Linked DNA regions of Homo sapiens: region 2 is linked to region 1. A link is an interaction called in ENCODE POLR2A ChIA-PET data of the cell type or tissue named here. Cell type or tissue: Caco-2. All regions are shown on one strand.

Region 1 (4,000 bases):
CAGTGAAGTGATGCACTCAAAAGTATTCAAAAATGATTTCCAACTTAGAATGCTATACTCAGCCAAATTACTAATAAAGCATGAAATTAGGATAAAGATACTTTTAGATAAGGAAGATCTCCAAACATTTACCTCTCATGTACCAATTGTCAAGAAACTGTAGTAAACTGTGCTCCACCATAATGAGAGAGTAAACCAAGAAATTAAAAAGATATGAGAAACAAGTAAAATACAATGAAATTAAAGGAATCCCCAAGATGCTGGGAAGGGAGAGCCATTTACATAGAATCCAGAATGGAGCAGATCAGAAGGCTCTGGGAGAGGTGTGTTGAGGAAAATGAAATGTTAAGAATTTGTGAATATCTTGAGAGTGTGATACAGACAAACGGCAAAGAGTTTGGGAATAAACTAGTCATAAGTACATTAAAATTAAGAATAATAAAATAAGTGTTAATTCCAAGGAAAACAAAAAGTCTCGCAGAAAAGTCATTGATTACCTGGCTTAGCTGAGAATTGCATGTACACATCATCACAATGCTCTAGGCCGAGCACGGTGGTTCACTCTTGTAATCCCAGCACGTTGGGAGGCCAAGGCGGGCAGATTACTTGAGGTCAGGAGTTCGAGACCAGCCTGGCAAACATGGTGAAACCCTGTCTCTACTAAAAATTCAAAAAAATTAGCCAGGCATGGTGGTGGGCGCTTGTAGTCCCAGCTAGTCGGGAGGCTGAGGCAGGAGAATGGCGCTAACCTGGGAGGCGGAGCTTGCAGTGAGCCGAGATTGCGCCACTGCACTCTAGCCCGGGCGACTGAGCGAGACTCCGTCTCAAAAAAAAAAAAAAAAAAAAAAAACCCTCATAGAACTATTTGACTCTTTAAACAATGTTCATGGTGATAAAACCCTAATCTTTAAAATTAAAGAACTTAGGAAGGGAAGGAGAAAAAAAACAGATGGAAAAAGAGCAGAGCATGCATACAGTATTCGTTTTTTGCTCATAGCATGTAAATTATTCTCATCTGAAACTCAGGATGAGGAGCACCCTTCTATCTTATGACCATTGTTTTCCACAGCCTATTTCCAATCTCAAGTCAAGCACTGTGGAAAAATAAAAACTATTTAGCCATTCTTTAATTTCCAGCTAGAATTTGGCAACTACACTTAGCCACTCCATCATCTATAGCCATGGAGACTAGGGTGACAATAGATGTTAGAAATGTTCAGCTAAGGGCAGGCGTGGTGGCTCACGCCTGCAATCCCAGCACTTTGGGAGGCCAAGGCAGGTGATCACGAGATCAGGAAATCGAGACCATCCTGGCTAACACCGTGAATCCCCCTGTCTGCTAAAAATATAAAAATTAACTGGGCATGGTGGCATGCACCTGTAGTGCCAGCTACTTGGGAGGCTGAGGCAGGAGAATCACTTGAACCCAGGAGGTGGAGGTTACAGTGAGCCAAGATGGCGCCACTGCACTCCAGCCTGGGCAACAGAGCAAGACTCCATCTCGGAAAAAAAAAAAAAGGAAAGAAAGAAATGTTCAGCTAATTCCCAAAGTTTATATTAGTCAATATTGTTAAACAACTTATTCTTGTCATAAAGAGATATCCATCATGGGTTTTTTTTTTTTTTGTCTTTTTTTTTTTTTTTTTTGAGACAGAGTCTTGCTCTGTTGCCCAGGCTGGAATGCAGTGGTGAGATCTTGGCTCACTGCAACCTCCACCTCCCGGGTTCAAGCGAGTCTCCCTCCTCAGCCTCCCAAGTAGTTGGAATTACAGGCATGCGCCACCACTCCCAGCTAATTTTTGTATTTTTAGTAGAGACGGGGTTTCACCATGTTGGTCAGACTGGTCTCGAACTCCTGACCTCAAGTGATCCAGCCACCTCAGCCTCCCAAAGTGCTAGGGTTACCGGCGTGTGCCACCACGCCTGGCTCATCATGTCTTTTTTTTTTTTTTTTTTTTTTTTTTTTTGAGGTGGAGTCTCGCTGTCTCCCAGGCTGGAGTGCAGTGGCGCCATCTCGGCTCACTGCAAGCTTTGCCTTCCAGGTTCACGCCATTCTCCTGCCTCAGCTTCCCGAGTAGCTGGGACCACAGGCGCCCCACCAGTCCTGGCTAATTTTTTTGTATTTTTGGTAGAGATGGGGTTTCACCGTGTTAGCCAGGGTGGTCTCGATCTCCTGACCTCGTGATCCGCCCATCTCGGCCTCCCAAAGTGCTGGGATTACAGGCATGAGCCACCGTGCCCAGCCCATCATGTCTTTTTTTAAGCTAAAAAGTTCTGTAAAAACTTTAGAAGAAATCGTGCCTTTTCCCTAGTAGATTCCATACTGGAATCGTAGGCAAGTCTTTATCACTTAAGAGGGTTCCCATGAATTTGAATTCTAACTTCTCTCCCCACATAGCATTACGTCTGTCACCAAATAGGATAACAGAAACTCCAGGGCTGGATGAGTGTTGGATAAGTAATGGGGCGGAAAGGACCCTTCTAATGGAAACATCCTCAGTGAAGGCTCTGAATCCTATTTCATTCAGGGCTTACACATCCTCTCTTAGCCCAAGAGGTAGAACAATGACAGACAAAGAGAAAATAAGATGAAGTTATTTTAGAAAATAAAATTTCTTTGAAAGAGACATAACTCCTTTGTAATGATGTGGTTAGGCCCAAGACTAATAACTTTTAGTTAACCATGTAACAGTTGTAGTACTATGGATGTTTGGAACATATCACATTTATCACTGATATGTTCAGATCTATATTGTAATTCATTATCTTCCTCTAGCTCTTTTCATCCAAGACCTCACAGTAGGTACTTTCATAGTTCTTATCTCATCCCCTCACCATTCTAAACTGATTCATAGGGCTCTAACCTCATTTTTCAGATGCCAAGTTACAGAAATAATGTTATCATTGGTAAAAGTAAAATTAGAATTTAAGCATCAGCCTGGCACAGTGGCTTACACCTATAATCCCAGCACTGTGGGAGGCAGAGACAGGCAGATCACATGAAGCCAAGAGTTAGAGGCCAGCCTGGCCAACATGTTGAAACCCTGTCTCTATCAAAAATACAAAAATTAGGGCCGGGCGTGGTGGCTCACACCTCTAATCCCAACACTTTGGGAGGCTGAGGTGGGTGGATCACCTGAGGTCAGGAGTTTGAGACCAACCTGGCCAACATGGTGAAACCTAGTCTCTACTAAATATATATATATATATACACACAAAAAAAAAAATTAGCCAGGCATAGTGTTATGTGCCTGTAATCCAGCTACTCTGGAGGCTGAGGCATGAGAATCACTTGAACCTGGGAAGCAGAGGTTGCAGTGAGCCTGGCTGACAGAGTAAGACTGTCTCTAAAAGAATAAAACAGGCTGGGCATGGTGGCACACACCTGTAATCCCAGCTACTTGGGAGGCTGAGGCAGGAGAATCGCCAGAACCCAGGAGGCAGAGGTTGCAGTGAGTCGAGATTGTGCCACTGCACTCCATTCTGGGTGACAGAGTAAGACTCTGTCAGAAAAAAAAAAAAAAAAAAAAGAATGTAAGCCTCTAAGTCAAGCCATTCATCATGCTAAATCTAATGTGGTTACCCAATACTATAAAGAGAGTAATGGCCGGGCGTGGTGGCTCAAGCCTGTAATCCCAGCACTTTGGGAGGCCGAGGTGGGCGGATCATGAGGTCAGGAGATTGGGACCATCCTGGCTAACATGGTGAAACCCCGTCTCTACTAAAAATAAAAATAAAAATAAATTAGCCGGGCGTGGTGGTGGGAGCCTATAGTCCCAGCTACTCTGGAGGCTGAGGCAGGAGAATGGTGTGAACCCAGGAGGCAGAGCTTGCAGTGAGCCAAGATCATGCCACTGCACAGCAGCCTGGGCAACAGAGCAAGACTCCGTCTCAAAAAAAAAAAAAAAAAAAAAAACCAAAAAAAAAAAACACAGAGTAATAAGAGAAGGCTCATGGAATTCGTATCAATGAAATCATGGAGGAAAGTTTATCAGTGTAC
Region 2 (4,000 bases), 240 kb after region 1:
AAAAGAATTGAAATCAGGGTCCCAAAGAAACATGTGTACATCCGTGTATATTGCAGCACTATTCGCAATAGCCAAAAGGTGGAGGCAATCCAAGTGACCGTATACTGATAAATGAATAGCCAACATGTGGTATGTCTTTACAATTGGATATTCTCAGCCTTAAAAAGGAAGAAAATTCTGATATATGCTACAGCATGGCTGAACTTTGAAGACGTTATACTAAGTGACATTACCCAGTCACAAAAGGACAAATACTGTATAATTCCACTTATATGAGTTACCCAGAGTAGTCAAATTCATAGAGTAGAATGATGGTTTCCAGGGGCTGAGTGGAGGGGCTTGGGGAGTTATTATTGAAAGAGTACAGCATTTCAGTTTGAGAAGATGAAGAAGTTCTAGAGAGATGGCGGTGACAGTTGCACAGTAATGAATGTACTTCATGCCTGTCAACTATACATTTAAAAATGATTAAACTGTGGCTGGGGAAGGTGGCTCACACCTGTAATCCCAGCGCTTTGGGAGGTCGAGGCGGGCAGATTATGAGGTCAGGAGTTGGAGACCAGCCTGGCCAACATGGTGAAACCCGTCTTACTAAAAACACAGAAATTAGCAGGATGTAGTGTGTGCCTGGATTTCCAGCTACTGGGGAGGCTGAGGCAGAGAATTGCTTGAACCTGGGAGGCAGATGTTGCAGTGAGCTGAGATTGCGTCACTGCACTCCAGCCTGGGCGACAGAGTGTGACTCCATCTCGAAAAAAATTATTAAAGAAATGATTAAAGTGGTAAATTTTACATCATGTGTATTTTACCACAAAAAATTATCTACAACATCACTTTATTTTAGAAAAAAAACTGTTTCTAAACTGTCCAGCTCAGATGTGATCTCTTTTATATTTTGGGGGATTATCATAATAGAATTAAAAGAGCTAGATTTACAGTCAGAAAACCCAGTTTCAAATCTCAGTTCTGTTGCCTGTTGGCTGTTTGATCTTGTTCTTATTGAACTTCATTTTCCTTGTCTTTGGTCAAATATTATGAAACCTATTTTTACTCCTTCACCAGGCGGATGTGAAGATCCAATTAGATAATTTATGTGAATGTGCTTAGCAAACCACAGAACACTAAACAAATATAGAAATTTTTTCGAGAAGATAATGAGGTTCTCTCTGGGACCTATTGTAATATTTTCCAGCTTTTCTTGCCAAGAAGTTCCTTCTATCACACCTAAATTCCGTCGAATTTATTTCCAAGCTTCAGCCAGCTTGGAAATAGCCTTTCTGTTGGGACATTTCCAAATCCCAGGTTTAGAGGTTCTTCCATCTGGCAGGTGTCAAAGAAGACAACAGGAACCATGAGCAGAACCACTTGGAACTGCAAACTCTTTGGGCCAAGGAGAGACTTCTTCTCCAGGTCTGGTTTGGTTCGCAAATTCCTGGCTGTCATAGCAACCTGAAAAGCAAAGGAAGACTGTTTAGTGTCGTCTTTGACTGCAGCCTGGGCTCGGAATGCGCTCAGGTTGGCCCAGTAAACAGTGTTCACCGGTAACCACTCTGTGTCTCTCCCTCTGGGCCCAGGGATGGGTGAGGCAGGGAGCTCACCAGGCTCAAGTCATCTGGCCGCACAGCTTCTCACCTAGTGTCACTCAGCTCCCCTCTGCTGCTCTGTCTCCCAGTGGCTCTGCCAGATCTAACATGGGGAGGGAATTTCCAGAAGAGGCCTATTGGGAGATGGAGTCAACTCCACAGTGGAAGCAAATGCCTGCCGCCCACATGAAGATGTGTGAAGATGACTTGGGGAGGGGGAGCCGACAGCATTTCCATGGTAACCTCAAGCATCCCTGTGAAGTCATCATTGTGCTCTTCTGACCTATTCAAACCCTGGCAACCAGGGCTGTTTATCTCTAGGGATTGAGTTCAAGATCTAAAAATGTGAAAGACCTAAACTGAAATGAATAGGCACCTCACTTGCTAAGAAGTAGGTCTACAAAGACATGTGATGTCATGTTCATTAATCGTTACATTGATTGTTACAAGATTTTTACACATTTGACAACAATTTACAGGCGAGTTTTTTTCTCATTGCAAGAATTCCTGATTATGCACAGTGATTGCCGAGAAATCATTGTTGGGCCAAATTTCAAAAGTAAAATTATAAAAAATACTGCAGTATTTTTATAGTTAAAAAAAAGGGATTGGGTGTATTTTAATATGCTTAATATGATGTGTGGAGGCTCAAAGGCCCATGAAGTCCTCAAAGTGTCCATGCTTGTTGCTTATAAGTTTGTTTTTTTCCTCCCTCCCCTCTTTTCCCTCCCTCCCTCCCTTCCTTCCTCGTTTCCTTTCTTTCTTCTTTCCTTCTTTCTCTTTCCTACCCTCCCCTAATTTCTCAATCTCTCTCTCTCTCTGTCTGCTTTCCGCCTTCCTACTGAGGTGCACAGTGTCACTGCTGTCTGGGACGGAAGCAGTATGAAATAGACAAGAAACCCTGTGGACTCAGATGGCTGTGTTCTTCCTGTGGGAACTTGGGTACAGTATGAACTCTCTGGTCCTCAGGTTCCTTCTTCACTTGTAAAATGAGGTGATAACAGTTGCTTCCAAGAGTTCTTGTGAAAATTACAGTAGTAAATGCTGGTTATTCTTGTTATTATTACTACTAATAATGATAGCAACCCACATTTCAGTAGTAATCACACACAGACATTCATATGTCCTCTAGCCACTGGAATGTCCCTGTTCTCAGATGTGCAGGAACTGTATCTATTTTTCTAGTTCTTTTTGTGCACAGGTGAGTAGAGTATCCTGTGAAGTCCTCAAAATGTCCATGCTTGTTGCTTATAAGTTTGTTTTTTTCTCCCTCCCCTCTTTTCCCTCCCTCCCTTCCTTCCTCTCTTCCTTTCTTTCTTCTTTCCTTCTTTCTCTTTCCTATCCTCCCCTAATTTCTCAATCTCTCTCTCTCTCTCTCTCTGCTTTCTGCCTTTCTACTGAGGCGCGGTGGCTCACGCCTGTAATCCTAGCATTTTGGGAGCCATGTGAGTGGATCACTTAAGGCCAGGAGTTTGAGACCAACCTGGCCAACATGGAAAAACTCCTTCTCTACAAAAAATACAAAAATTAGCCAGGTGTGGTGGTACATGCCTGTAATCTCAGCTACTCGGGAGGCTGAGGCACGAGAATTGCTTGAACCCAGGAGACAGAGGTTGCAGTGAGTCAAGATCATGCCACTGCACTCCAGCCTCGGTGACAGAGTGAGACTGTGTCTCGAAAAAAAAAAAAAAGAATAAAGAAACATACCCTAACATGGTCTGGTAAAGGAGCTATGAATATAATCAATAACTTCAGTAAGAACAGTGTGGGAGAACTGTCATTAGAGAAGTACACTCATCTTGGGGTCCAGGAGCATGAGGTCACATCTGTCAGGAGTGACCATGGAAGTCTTCACGGAGAAGGTGAAATTGAAATTGGGGCATGGAATGATAGGTACAATTTCTGCTCAAAAGTGATAAGCAGATGGAAGCCCAGTAGACAAAGAAGCTATTAAGGGTTTTTGACATGGGGAGCAACACAGTCAAAGGAAGATTGATTGGATTTACCTGTAAACACCTAAAGGAAAGGAATGGGATTGGAAGTGGGAGAAGGGTTGGGGGAGGGTGGGGAGAAAGGCTGGGGAGGAACTGGAGATGGAAAGTTTATCCGTAAGGCTTTCAGTATTCTAGGTGAGAGGTAAAGAGGCCACGTGCCTAGAAGAAAGAGATGACAAATGTAAATTTTTGAATAGAGGAAAAGATTTTTTTTTTTTATTTATTAGAGAGGGGCATAGGAGATGGTGGAGGATAGAGAGAAGTCAATCATGACTTTGATTTTAAGCCAGGATGACAAGAAGAATTATGGTTCTGGCCAGGCACAGTAAACAGAGCTCTCCCTCCTCTCCATCCCCAACCATCCAATTCTCTTCTCAAAAGGCAATCTCAGCTGGGTGCGGTGGCTCACACCTGTAACCCCAG

Evidence for each region. ChIA-PET counts read pairs that join two places held together with the same protein. Peaks named below come from ENCODE experiments on the same cell type or tissue, not always from the same donor. Only the 100,000 strongest peaks of a DNase experiment are listed, where the experiment ranks them.
Region 2: POLR2A ChIA-PET joins it to region 1 with 6 read pairs; 2 of 35 experiments call an interaction of 5 or more read pairs at or near these places.

The regions. Positions count from the first base shown.
Region 1 is chr11:122,968,544-122,972,543 of GRCh38, forward strand. The region is part of intron 1 of LOC124902774 (a long non-coding RNA gene); the gene reads left to right. Among named protein-coding and RNA genes, the nearest start is that of BSX, 11 kb to the right of the region's middle. In Caco-2, no CTCF peak of the experiment used is centred here; no DNase peak of the experiment used is centred here.
Region 2 is chr11:123,205,560-123,209,559 of GRCh38, forward strand. LOC105369540 (a long non-coding RNA gene) reads left to right here. Exons shown (of 2, transcript XR_948116.2): 2 at 1,063-2,160. It overlaps LOC105369539 (a long non-coding RNA gene), which reads right to left and starts at 2,225. Exons shown (of 2, transcript XR_948115.3): 1 at 1,633-2,225; 2 at 1,226-1,449. In Caco-2, no CTCF peak of the experiment used is centred here; a DNase peak (open chromatin) is centred at 1,552.